2 separate regions of the Homo sapiens genome follow, and region 2 is linked to region 1. A link is a contact called in ENCODE Hi-C or POLR2A ChIA-PET data. All regions are on one chromosome and are shown on one strand. The core of a region is the stretch at or near the end of the contact, and the rest is flanking DNA. Distances in the headings are between cores, read along the strand shown. Region 1 overlaps GNAQ (G protein subunit alpha q). Region 2 has its middle 43 kb from the start of GNAQ.

Region 1 (6,975 bases), core at 3,547-6,046:
AGACAAACATGATGAGTGGGTATGAAATGCTTACCAGTAATGGTAGTCATAGGTTGTATAATCTTTCTGTGCTAAGAATTAGCAGTAGGTTGGCTAGTCATTGGCCTGGGATGGCTTGATGTGACCCAGCTTCCAGGTAGGAACCTAAATCAGATACCAAGAGACTTTTCTACCTCAGGAACCTAAACACAGAACAGAGCACCCTCCTCAAATCTATCAAGTCAGTTAATTGTTAAATTCATAATTCCACAGTTTGTAATCACTCTTATGGATGGTTAGGCAGTTAACTAGCCATATGGAAGTGATAGGGAATTCCAATCAAGGTAAAATTGAGCAGCAGAGTGAAAATGCAAAAGCTTTCTAGTTTTTATTCTATATGGGAAGATGAGTTCTGGAGCTGCGAAGAACACCTGGTTAATGAGTTCTTGAGACATGTCTAATAGCTTTTCCCTAAGGCTAGGGACATGAGAAATAATCATGAAATTTGAGAGAAAGGAGATTTAAGATAAGGTTGTCAAAAGGGATAAGTATTTTAAAGACACCTCAGCCTACTGGACTTTTGGTTGCATGCAAAATAGAGTATACAGCCTGGGAGTGCACAGCCAGCTATGAACTTCCTGATTCACAGTGAATGTTATTTTTTGCCTCTGCATGCACCTCCCTTGCTCTGACTTGCCCTGCTGTGCCGTGGCCTTCCACACCTTCTGCATGACTGGACTTTGCCTTCAGCGTCTTCACATGGCCTGTAGGGCACAGCCTCTTGCAAAGGAAGTGCTCAGAAGGTATATTTAGAAATGAATTTCCTAAACAGTTGAAAGTATCCTTCATAAACAAAAGGACTGATTATATTTTTTCCTCTCTTTTTTTGATGATTAAAAGCATTTTAAATACTATTTTTTTTGTCTTGATTGATTAAAGGAAATACTATGTATGGCAGAATATTGGCAGTGAGTAGAAATTCAAAGCAGGCTTAATATTGACTTTATGGAGAGATAGGGAAAGGCCAATTAAATAATGAAAGTAAAGGCTTACATAATATTGTATACTAATGTAATTAAATAAATGTGGAAAAATCCGTGTATTTAAATGGGGGGTCTGAATCTAACACCTCACCACTCACTTTCTAATAGAAGCTATTTTTGTAAGTGTGTGGGAGTCTGGCAATATCCTTTCAGATAGAAATCATTGTAGGTTTAAATCACTGATATAGCATGGATTAAGCAGATGAAAGCAATGAAGGAAGAGCCTGTTTAGATTCCAGAGAATAAAATTCATAGAACTGTGAGAGGTGGAGCTTGAAATACTGCCACAGTTTTGAAGTTGTTTTAGTGACATCATGTTTCTATGCATGATTCTTACATATGTATCAAAGTGTGGGAGTATTCATCTTCCAGAATTCTAGAATTCATGATTTTGTAATCTAGCCTATCAAGTGATTCACATACAAAGCCTTTCTTTTTTCCTGAACTGTTGAATTTGGATAAATTGTGAATTGTGTTTTTTTTTTAAACTAGTAAAGTGGTATCTTTTGGAATTGCTTCTTAATTGTCTATGGTAAGGCATAAGGCACGTTGCATGTTGCTTTTCAAAATATCTTGATATGATAAAGTGCAGTTCAGAACTGTAATAAAAGGGGCTATTTTTTAATATCCCAGAGAGTTTAATTATAAAATAATTTTGTAGTAACATGATCTTTGACCAAATTTCCGTCTAGCATTGTAGATCTTCATTTTGTATATTTTCTTTAGTTTTATGACAAGAATAATAATACTCATTCTCCTCCTCATATTTTCTTAGGACCTGAGTAAGTACTACAGCTTGATGCTCAGTCCTCACTTACTGTGGCTAATTCGAGAGACACTTGATACTGAAATGCAAGATCTGGTGTTACTCAGCACTGGTTTATGAGCACCAGGGGCTATGCTTTTTGCTATATACACATCACAGTCTGCCTTCATAGTACCCCTGCAGAGGAGGTGGTATTGTGCCTGTTGTACAGGGTAAGAAACAAAGGTTCAGAAAACTTCAGTAACTCTTTCAAGGCTTGAGGTCACACCACAAAGAACGTAGTTTATCCAGGATTTGAACTCAGCATTCTGTTACCCCACAGCCGTTGCTCTTTCTGTTGTGCAGCATTGATTCTCTTGTAACTTTGTCTATTTTCATAAATTAATTTGTCTCTAGGAACAGGCAGCTTTCTCTCTTCTAGATGTTATGACCTATTTTCTGTCTCATAACATGGCCAAGTACATAATTTGAGACTGTGTTTTTTATTGTTTGTCTTACGTTGTTTTTCAGCAAATAAACATTAACCAAAATCAGGTAGCCAAGATGCCAAATCATGTAGCAAACCTACACATAGGGGGAACAAAGAAAAACTGAACATGCTAAGTAAGCCATCTTTTCACCTAGCGTCTTAATTGTGAGGCATATATGTTGCATGTTGCTTGTGAAAGTATCTTAGTATCATAAGATGCAGTTCAGAATTGTAATCAAAGAAGGGGCTATTTTTTAGTCTTCCAGAGAGTTCAGTCTCCCCCCCCTTGGGCATGCACCCTGGGGCTTTGGGACCTCAGAGGTTCTTTTTATTAGCTTAATTGTTTAGCTCGTTAACTGTTCCCTTGTGCTTTCCTAGTAAGGGGCACTTCCCTACTAGAAGGGGATGAACTCCAGCTGGTATTGAGGTCATATGAGTGTAGTTTTGATTGAAAAAAAGAACAACATGGACACAAATATTGGCCATGACAGGTAGATATCAAATAGTTCTTTCATATATTTTAATTTTAATTTAATTTAATTTAATTTTTTTTTTTTTGAGACAGAGTCTCGCTCTTGTTGCCCAGGCTGGAGTGCAATGGCGCCATCTCGGCTCACCGCAACCTCTACCTCCTGTGTTCAAGCAATTCTCCAGCCTCAGCGTCCCGAGTAACTGGGATTATAGGCATCCGCCACCGTACCTGGTTAATTTTTGGATTTTTAGTAGAGACAGGGTTTCACCATGATGGCCAGGCTGGTCTTGAACTCCTGGCCTCAGGTGATCTGCCCACCTCGGCCTCCCAAAGCACTGGAATTACAGGCATGAGCCACCACCCAGCCGAATTTTTATTTTATTTTTCTGAGACAGAGTCTTACTCTGTCACTCAGGCTGGAGTACAGTGGCACAATCTAGGCAGAGGCAACCTCTGCCTCCCAGTTTCAAGCGATTCTCGTGACTCAGTCTCCTGAGTAGCTGGGATTACAGGTCAGTGCCACCACGCCCGGCTGATTTTTGTGTTTTTAGTAGAGACATGGTTTTACCATGTTGTCCAGGCTGGTCTTGAACTGACCTCAATTGATCCACTCGCCTCGCCTCCCAAAGTGCTGGGATTATAGGCGTGAGCCACTGTACCTGGCCCATTTTTTTTAAAAGTGAAAAACCAAACTAAAGTGTGATAATAGTTTTGAACATTTAGTGGAGTGTAAGAAAAGAGAACCCATTTGACTCAGGTTCACTGATAAAGGGTTCTATTTCCTTTTCTAGGAGTTGAGCATTGCTGTTGGTTTTGTGGGAGGTAATATTTACACAATCATACTGCTGTGGATGTAGCTAAATAGTTTATTGGTTAATCCCCACACAAGACAGGAAAGATGTAATTATAACTACAGAGAGAAAACAATCATCAAGGTTTTAAAATCTAGCAATGCAAAGGGAGTGAAAGAGCAGACAGAAGCCTGAGGCTAGAAGGCAGGAAAAGAGGCAGGAGGGAGAGGGACCTTGGTACTCATTTTCTTCTTTTACATGGTGGGATGTAGAGAAATACTGTGTAATACTGCTGAAACAGGAAACAGAGCTAACCAATTGAAGGACTAAAAATAGTATAATCAAGAAAACTAGAGACAAAATAGAGGTGAAGTAAGTGTGAATGAGTTAGATACGGGGGAGGCGGTAAGTCAGTAGATTCTGTCTGAAGTTGACACATCAGGGATAGAAGCCTGTCATTTCGTTAAGCTGATCACCATAGAAGGACTGTAAAAGCAATAATGGAAGGGAGTGGAAATGGGGAGTATGGGCCCAGAGACACTTACTTTCCACTTTTTACCATGCTTCTGTTTAGGAAAAGTTACCTGCACATGTATTACTTTTCATATAATTTAAGAAAAAGGAAGAATTTCAGCAAATTGTAGATGTACAGTGTCAGGAATAATTTTCCACGCATACTATGACATTACTGTTATTACTAGGGTACCAGGGACTGCTGTTGCCACTGGTGGAGGGTTCTGGTTTCCAAAGAATCAGGACAAGGGGGTTAAGTTGGGGCAAGGTGACAGATAACTACACCCATGATCCCATTCAGGTATTCAACTGGTTTCATGGTTGGATCCTGATCAAAATATGGCAGAAGTATTTAGATAGAAGAAACATAAAGGAAAGAACCCCACTAGCCTTCTTCAGACTTGCAAAGTGAAAATGTTCCTCCTATAAGGGGCTGCTGGGGAAGCCCAGCACCCTGGCTAATGCTCCAGGGTTGCAGAACCCCGCTTCTTGTTCTGGGATGCCATGGCCATTCTGGAGAGTGCATGTCTGCGTTGCCTTTGTTTTCTCTAGTCTGAGGAGTGGCTGAGCTTCAGGGCACTGACTTCCTCCCAGGAACTTCCTGAAAGGGGAAATTTCGACTTTGCTGTATGAACACTCTGAATGCCTGTGGGTTGAACAATGGTAGCTGCTGTTGTTTTTTTTTCAAGAGGGAGCTCAATTTTGTTTTGACCTTGGGAAGTGTGGATAGTTGTGTTCATGGCGCCTCCATGTGGGCGGTCAAGGAAGAAAGTCTTGGGGTAGGAGCCCTTGGAGAATGAGGACTTGATTTTGCCATTTTTGCTTTTGGCCTTAATCTGTGTTGTTGTGGAGACAGTAGTACTGAGATGGGGTTAGGGTGGGGAATGGAGTGTGGAGAAGGGCCAGGGAAGGAGCTAACTAGAGGGTTAGTGCCAATAGCTGAAGGAAGCGCTCTGCCTTAGGAGGCTTTATAAATAGTTGCCTTTATCCAGTGTGTCTCATTTTGCCTCTCTCAGGCCTAATTTCTAAATAATCCCATTTTTCAAGATAAAGGAGATAAAAAGGGGTACTCTGAGATTCTCCCAGCAGGTGTGAAATCCTGCCTAATAATTGTAGCTGCAGATTTCTCTATCAGGAATTGATTTGCTGTTAATATAGTCTAGTGCTTGATGCTTGCAAAGTCATATGCCTTTGGGATTCAGGCAGGTGGTTTTAAATGAGTGACACTGGGTGGGACCTCTGGCCAACTAAAACCTTATGGCTCATTGAAGCTGTTGTTCAGCTTTGAATGTTGCCATGTATGGAGAGCAGGTTTTTAGGCTTGCCAGAGCTTCCAGTTTTTCCAGGTAAATAAAATATCTGCTTTTTATGTGAAATCTCTTGGATTTTAAATGTTGCCAACTAATCGAAAAGCTTAAAACTATTGTCTAGAATTAAAAAACAAGCCTGGGCCGGGCGTGTTGGCTCACGCCTGTAATCCCAGCACTTTGGGAGGCTGAGGTGGGTGGATCACGAGGTCAGGAGTTTGAGACCAGCCTGACCAATATGGTGAAACCCCATCTCTGCTAAAAATGCAAAAATTAGCCAGCGTGGCAGCGCGTGCCTGTAATCCCAGCTACTTGGGAGGCTGAGGCAGGAGAATCACCTGAACCTGGGAGGCGGAGGTTGCACTGAGTTGAGATCGTGCCATTGCACTCCAGCCTGGGCAACAGAGCGAGACTCTGTCTCAAAAAAAACAAAAACAAAAACAAAAAAAAACCAAAAACCAAAAAACAAAAACCAAGCCTGTTGAGTGGATAGTTTTTGGCTGCCAATTTTTACCACTGGTTAGGACTCTTAACACCTGACCCCAGTTGTTCTTCAGCCTTGATTGTTGAAAATGAGCTGAACATTTACTGGGCACTTTACTTTGTGTTCTACCTTTTTCTAAAAGCATTTAAAGATGCTTTTGTTAAATATAAACTAATATAAATTAGAAGCAGGTGGAAGACAAAAAGTTAAAACAACTGCAGGATAGTAAATGGAATCAGAATGAAATGATACACATAATGTCAGTGAACCTCAAACTGGGCATGGAGCTTGCTAGCAACTGGCATAACATAGAAGCCTTATCAGTTATACCACTTGTAGTATCTTTAAAACAAACTGTTTAACAGTGACATGGCTCTTCCCGATGCCAGGATCAGAAGGACAGCTCTCAGAAGGGTCTTCAAAAGAACACACTGAATCCTATGACTCTCATTGCAGTGAGAGCTTTATAGGATTGTTCTTCCTGTTGCTCTCCATTAAAAGGCCGATAACGGGGCTGAGCGCAGTGGCTCACGCCTGTAATCCCAGCACTTTGGGAGGCTGAGGCGGGTGGATCATGAGGTCAAGAGATCAACCATCCTGGCCAACATGGTGAAACCCCGTCTCTACTAAAAATACAGAAATTAGCTGGGCATGGTGGTGTGCGCGTGTAATCCCAACTACTCGGGAAGCTGAGGCAGAAGAATTGCTTGAACCTGGGAGGAGGAGGTTGCAGTGAACCGAGATCGCGCCACTGCCCTCCAGCCTGCTGAGAGAGCGAGACCTTGTCTCAAAAAAAAAAAAAAAAAAAAAAGGGGGGGCTGATAACAGTAAAAGTGTAGTTTGGGAAATGAGATACTAGCAATGGGACCTTGGGTAAGTTGCCCTATTTTTCTAAACCTGTTTCCTTATCTGTATAATGAAGATAATTATATTAATACAAAGCAACCACTCTCAAAGGACCATTGTGAGGCTTAGCTGGTACAGTTTGAATAAAGCACTTATTGCAGTTCTTGGTACCCAGTAAGCATTCTGTAAAAGTTGGCTGTGGTGAGTTAGAGAATTGCTAGCAGTGAGAGCTTAGTTGTCAGAATGATTTAAATGTGACTGTCCAAGATTTATTTACGGCACTTAAATGTTTTCGTTTGCTGCAA
Region 2 (7,085 bases), core at 2,754-5,253, 97 kb before region 1:
GTCATTGGTTCTGTTTATATGCTGGATTATGTTTATTGATTTGCGTATGTTGAACCAGCCTTGCATTCCAGGGATGAAGCCCACTTGATCATGGTGGATAGGCTTTTTGATGTGCTGCTGGATTCGGTTTGCCAGTATTTTATTGAGGATTTTTGCATTGATGTTCATCAGGGATATTGGTCTAAAATTCTCTTTTTTTGCTGTGTCTCTGCCAGGCTTTGGTATCAGGATGATGCTGGCCTCATAAAATGAGTTCCGGAGGATTTCCTCTTTTTCTATTGATTGGAATAGTTTCAGAAGGAATGGTATCAGCTCCTCCTTGTACCTCTGGTAGAATTTGGCTGTGAATCCATCTGATCCTGGATTTTTTTTGGTTGGTAAGCTATTAATTATTGCCTCAATTTCAGAGCCTGTTATTGGCCTATTTAGAGACTCAACTTCTTCCTGGTTTAGTCTTGGGAGGGTGTGTGTGTTGAGGAATTTATCCATTTCTTCTAGATTTTATCGTTTATTTGCATAGAGGTGTTTATAGTATTCTCTGATGGTAGTTTGTATTTCTGTGGGATTGGTGGTGGTATCCCCTTTATCATTTTTTATTGCATCTATTTGATTCTTCTCTCTTTTCTTCTTTATTAGTCTTGCTAGTGGTCTATCAATTTTGTTGATGTTTTCAAAAAAATCAGCTCCTGGATTCATTGATTTTTTGAAGGGTTTTTTATGTCTCTATTTCCTTCAGTTCTGCTCTGATCATAGTTATTTCTTGCCTTCTGCTAGCTTTTGAATGTGTTTGCTCTTGCTTCTCTAGTTCTTTTAATTGTTATGTTAGGGTGTCAATTTTAGATCTTTCCTGCTTTCTCTTGTGGGCATTGAGTGCTATAAATTTCCCTCTACACACTGCTTTGAATGTGTCCCAGAGATTCTGGTATGTTGTGTCTTTTTTCTCATTGGTTTCAAAGAGCATCTTTATTTCTGCCTTCATTTCGTTATGTACCCAGTAGTCATTCAGGAGCAGGTTGTTCAGTTTCCATGTAGTTGAGCGGTTTTGAGTGAGTTTTTTCATCCTGAGTTCTAATTTGATTGCACTGTGGTCTGAGAGACAGTTTGTTATAATTTCTGATCTTTTACATTTGCTGAGGAGTGCTTTACTTCCAACTATGTGGTCAATTTTGGAATAAGTGCAGTGTGGTGCTGACAAGAATGTATATTCTGTTGATTTGGGGTGGAGAGTTCTGTAGATGTCTATTGGTGCCGAGCTGAGTTCAATTCCTGGATATCCTTGTTAACTTTCTGTCTCATTGATCTGTCTAATGTTGACAGTGGGGTGTTAAAGTCTCCCATTATTATTGTGTGGGTGTCTAAGTCTCTTTTTAGGTCTCTAAGGACTTGCTTTATGAATCTGGGTGCTCCTGTATTGGGTGCATATATATTTAGGATAGTTAGCTCTTCTTGTTGAATTGATCCCTTTACCATTATGTAATGGCCTTGTTTGTCTCTTTTGATCTTTGTTGGTTTAAAGTCTGTTTTATCAGAGACTAGGATTGCAACACCTGCCTTTTTTTGTTTTCCATTTGCTTGGTAGATCTTCCTCCATCCCTTTGTTTTGAGCCTATGTGTGTCTCTGCACATGAGATGGGTTTCCTAAATACAGCACACTGATGGGTCTTGACTCTTTATCCAATTTGCCAGTCTGTGTCTTTTAATTGGAGCATTTAGCCCATTTACATTGAAGGTTAATATTGTTATGCATGAATTTGATCCTGTCATTATGATGTTAGCTGGTTATTTTTCTCGTGAATTGATGCAGTTTCTTCCTAGCCTCAATGGTCTTTACAATTTGGCATCTTTTTGCAGTGGCTGGTACCAGTTGTTCCTTTCCATGTTTAGTGCTTCCTTCAGGAGCTCTTGTAGGGCAGGCCTGGTGGTGACAAAATCTCTCAGCATTAGCTTGTCTGTAAAGTATTTTATTTCTCCTTCACTTATGAACCTTATTTTGGCTGGATATGAAATTCTGGGTTGAAAACTCTTTTCTTTAAGAATGTTGAATATCGGCCCCCACTTTCTTCTGGCTTGTAGAGTTTCTGCTGAGAGATCAGCTGTTAGTCTGATGGGCTTCCCTTTGTGGGTAACCTGACCTTTCTCTCTGGCTGCCCTTAACATTTTTTCCTTCCTTTCAACTTTGGTGAATCTGACAATTATGTGTCTTGGAGTTGCTCTTCTTGAGGAGTATCTTTGTGGCATTCTCTGTATTTCCTGAATTTGAATGTTGTCCTGCCTTGCTAGATTGGGGAAGTTCTCCTGGATAATATCCTGCAGAGTGTTTTCCAACTTGGTTCCATTCTCCCCGTCACTTTCAGGTACACCAATCAGACGTAGATTTGGTCTTTTCTCATAGTCCCTTATTTCTTGGAGGCTTTGTTTGTTTCTTTTTTCTCTTTTTTCTCTGAACTTCTCTTCTCACTTCATTTCATTCACTTGATCTTCCATCACTGATACCCTTTCTTCCAGTTGATTGTATTGGCTACTGAGTCTTGTGCATTCATCATGTAGTTCTCATGCCTTGGTTTTCAGCTCCATGAGGTCCTTTAATGACTTCTCTGCATTTGTTATTCTAGTTAGCCATTCATCTAATTTTTTTTCAAGGTTTTTAACTTCTTTGCCCTGGGTTCGAACTTCCTCCTTTAGCTCGGAGTAGTTTGATCATCTGAAGCCTTCTTCTCTCAACTCGTCAAAGTCATTCTCCATCCAGCTTTGTTCCGTTGCTGGTGAGGAGATGTGTTCCTTTGGAGGAGGAGAGGCACTCTGATTTTTAGAGTTTCCGGTTTTTCTGCTCTGTTTTTTCCCCATCTTTGTGGTTTTACCTACCTTTGGTCTTTGATGATGGTGACGTACAGGTGGGGTTTTGGTGTGGATGTCCTTTCTGTTTGTTAGTTTTCCTTCTAACAGTCAGGACCCTCAGCTGCAGGTCTGTTGGATTTTGCTGGAGGTCCACTCCAGACCCTGTTTGCCTGGTTATCAGCAGTGGAGGCTACAGAACAGTGGATATGGTGAACAGCAAATGTTGCTGCGTGATCATTCCTCTGGAAGTTTTGTCTCAGAGGAGTACCTGGCCGTGTGAGGTGTCAGTCTGCCCCTATTGGGGGGTGCCTCCCAGTTAGGCTACTCGGGGGTCAGGGGCCCACTTGAGAAGGCAGCCTGTCCGTTCTCAGATCTCAAGCTGCGTGCTGGGAGAACCACTACTCTCTTCAAAGCTCATTTGGAAATGCAGAAATCACCCATCTTCTGCATCACTCACACTGGGAGCCGTAGACTGGAGCTGTTCCTATTCGGCCATCTTGGCTCCACCTGCAGTCAGTTTTTTAAAAAAGGAATCCCCCAGTGAGATTTCACATCAGGTGGCCACCAGTTACATAGTCTGCCTTTTTTTTTTTTTTTCTTCCTTCCCTTAACTGTCTCACTTTCTCACTCCCTTACTGATGGATCCTGGAATCACCTCAAACAGACTACCTGAAATCACATCCCATGACAGCACTTTTTCTGGGAGACAAAAACCTAAAATAGAAAACTGAAGGAACAAAGCACTCCTGCCAATGGGTGTGGCAAAACGTTTCTAAAGCACTGGCTTAGAGAAGGGATACTTAGCAAAAGTTTGCTTTAAAGTTTGAAAAGTATATTCAGCACTAAATAGATGCTCCCACAACTGACATGGCTGCCTATTGCAGCCAGTAGTCCTCTATTTTGCAGCCACATCAGTTGCCTTGGATTACATCATCTGTGGTGATTGAGGCTGCAGCCATTAGGTTACGCTGTCCATGTGGCTTAACTAATGTAAAGGGATCCAAATCCCAGGCCATTGTTGTCTGGTTAAATTTTTCTTTTTAATCAAAAATTGTTCCGAAACAAAAGACAAAGACCAGCAAAGGAAATAAGATAACAAACAGTTATGTGGGTTTTTGTGACAGGAAGAGGGCAAGAGAAAAGTGTCTTTGAAAGGAAGATTCAAAGCATGATTCATATCTCTAAGCTAAGTTGATGATGCAGCTCCTGGCAAATGACTTCCATTTAGGACAACTCCATGAATGTTTGCTGAGTGAGTGAGTGAATGGATGAGGGGATGTGTGAATTCATAAATAAGTGAAGGGATGTTTGCTCTGCCAAAGAAATCCTCTTATTGCCCATTCCTGGAAGATGAAGAGAGGAGGAAAGAACATGGTTACCTTCACAGTTAAAGTCATGTAGGAGGCTTTATGAGTATTTCAGGGCAGGGTGGAGTTGAAAGCTCTCTCTCGTCTTGATAAGGCCAGGGTCAATGTTCACAGAGAATAGAGCCAAACTTCTGAAAATTAAAAAAAAGTTGAAAATGCAAACCTGACTAGACATGGGAACAGGTTGTAAGAAACCCTTGAGAAATGAGTGATGCATGACTTCAGATGTTCTAGAGGAAACTTTATGGACTTCTGGACAGTGAAGAGCTATAGCTGGAGAAATAATCTTTTTGACCCTCTGATCTACCCGTAGAGAAACCAGCCTCACAGATTACACTTAAAATAGTCTTTATCCCCCAACCTAAACTATTTCTCTCCACCTTTCCTCCCTCCCTGCTTCCCGCCTAGCTTCCTTCTTTCCCTCCCCACTTCCTTCCGCCTGTTGTTCCAGTTCCCCTCTTACCATCCCCCCTGCTTTCTTCCTTCCTTCCTGCAAATAGTTGAATTACAGTTAAGAAAAATGACTTTTGACTTAAGTGAGATGTCAAAAGAAGAAGAAACCGGGCTTTAGAGAGGAGCAGTAGATCAGGAAAGAACAATTGGTAGAAAAGTCATTTGAGGTGATCATCAAATAAAAGTTCTAAAGGGAAGACCGAGGAAGAGAATTGCAGAAGGAAGTGCTGAGTGTGCGAAGGAATGGAGGAGCTGTCCAGGGCACAGGCTGCTCCACGTGGTGAGAGTAAACGATGAGCGTGGGTAGGCGCAGAGGATGATGTCAGAGAGTTGACAGGAGCCAGATTTTAAAAAGGCTCACGCCTGACACCATCAATAGCTGTTCCCAAATGTGAACAACTCCTGACCCACACCCCACCAAATTCTCTTGTAAGTGTACAAACACATGGACTGGCACACCCTTGTTTCAATATGAGCCATACAAATTCATATACTATTCCTGATGTCAGGGCACCTTGGACTATACCGTCTATGGTGATTGAGGCTGTAGCCATTAGCTGAGCTGTCCATGTAGCTTAACTAATGTAAAGGGATCCACATCCCAGACTATGACCCAGCAGTGCCCCTCAGGTCACATGTTTATATGTCGGGGAGGAAGGGCCGTGGAACATCTCTCCACTGGGGATGGGGTTGGCCTTTTGATCCATCTATTGTCCCTTGTAATTTCTGGCAATGACATCAAAGATCAGCAGCTCAGTCAATGGAAGGATTTTATACAGGAATTTGATGTAATCAGATTTGCATTCTAGACAGAAAATTTCAGACAGTTGAGAGAACAGCAACTTTAGTTTAATTTACGCTCAGACTTTACAACTGAATCCCCTTGTAAGATGTGACTTCTTAATCCTTACAACCAGAACAAGAAAGAAAAAATCTCTTAGCATGCATTAAAGGTACAGAGGTTTAATATTAATGAAACCAAATAAACACTTTGGAACTCCCCACCTATTTGCCATCAACACATGGGAATTGATAGTCATCTTAAAGCTAGCCTGGCATGACCACTCGGACATATGGACTTTCTTTTTCTTCCTGCTTTGATGTTAGCTCAGTAGTTCTCAAACTTTCATGTTTAGTTAGATTGCATATGCGAAACCATATATGCTGTGCTAGGTGGGAAATGTTTGAGTCATTTTGACTCTTTGAGACCTTTGCATTATATACTCTCTAGCCTCTCCACCTAAGTTTAAGATTCTCATCTCTAGTCTTGAGCAATGGTCCAGGAAAGAGATAAGAACAGCAGAACTCAAGGTAATGGCTGCAGGAATGTGAAAAACATCTATTCAGGAAACTGGAGCTTTGCTTCCTAACTCTGTCTCCTGCTCTCTGGTCTCATCAATCCCACTTCTTGCTTTTGACCTACATTCCCTGTGCCTTCACTCTGCCCCACACTTCCTAGCTGTTAGGTTAGATTATGAGCCCTGATGTGGATACACGTTCATTTTTCTCTCCCTTCTCTCTGTGGAAACCTGGTGCCTATGGCAAATTCCTGATCTCAGTGGGTTGACTCATCTCACACAGATTAAACTAAACTGGAATGGATCTCCCACAATGAGTATAATCTTTTTAAAATTTATTTTCCAATTTCCTCATCGATGAGCTGGGCATAATAATAATACAGACTTCATGGTTGTCAAAGGATTAAACTGGATAATGAAAAGTAAAATTTTCAGCATACTAACCAGATAGTAAGTTCTCAGTACATCTTAGCTACTTCTTCTGCCCTAATGTCTATGAGTTTTTACAGAATAATACACTTATTATTTTTATTTAAAATTTTTATAGATACATAATAGTCACACTGCACTTATCTTTAAGTTTATGCAGAAGAGTAATATTTTCAGACAATGAGTATAGATACACTTATGTTGACTTCTGCCTTGATATTCTGCCAAAATTTGCTCTTTGGCTCTGGTTTCAATCTTTGCCTTTGGAAAGCTAGAAAGCTGATTGCTCTTTTCACTCTCATTCCTCATATTTTTAACGTCGTCAATGACCAATGATCATATATTCAGGTACTCCACCATCACACATAACCAGCATAACAACTTCAGTTATGCCAATAAGATCTACCACTCAGATATTTTTATGACTGTCTAAATATTTTCTTTCATTCAACATGTAACTTAAAGTGAAAATTACCCTTATGTGCTTTATATATTGGAGTTTTATTAGTTGAAATAGATGCATATTTATTACAGTAAGTTAACATGCTATGAGAATTAAAGACAACTGTTAATGTCACTAAAATTATATACAAAAGCACAAAACAATTTTTAAATACTTAGATGAACAGGAATATAGATTGATGCTTAAGAATATTAAGAGAGGAAAATAGCTGGAAACATCCAAGAAGAGTATCATACTTTT

The links. A loop is a pair of places that touch in the nucleus more often than their neighbours do. ChIA-PET counts read pairs that join two places held with the same protein, here RNA polymerase II (POLR2A). Pooled maps may share reads with other maps.
Region 2: a loop to region 1 is called in a pooled map, with 3 times the contacts of the local background. The contact joins two enhancer-like sites. A Hi-C loop is called at or near these places in 4 of 50 pooled maps. POLR2A ChIA-PET finds 5 or more read pairs at or near these places in 2 of 52 experiments (CD4-positive, alpha-beta T cell and T-cell).

The regions. Positions count from the first base shown.
Region 1 is chr9:77,975,197-77,982,171 of GRCh38, reverse strand. All of the region lies in intron 1 of GNAQ (G protein subunit alpha q), which reads left to right. Among named protein-coding and RNA genes, the nearest start is that of GNAQ, 53 kb to the left of the region's middle. RefSeq lists an enhancer at 4,545-4,839. Within about 2 kb of position 4,796, at least 13 of the 41 ENCODE cell types and tissues checked have a DNase peak (open chromatin) inside an H3K27ac peak, as active enhancers do.
Region 2 is chr9:78,071,754-78,078,838 of GRCh38, reverse strand. No RefSeq gene overlaps it. Among named protein-coding and RNA genes, the nearest start is that of GNAQ, 43 kb to the right of the region's middle. Within about 2 kb of position 4,003, at least 3 of the 41 ENCODE cell types and tissues checked have a DNase peak (open chromatin) inside an H3K27ac peak, as active enhancers do.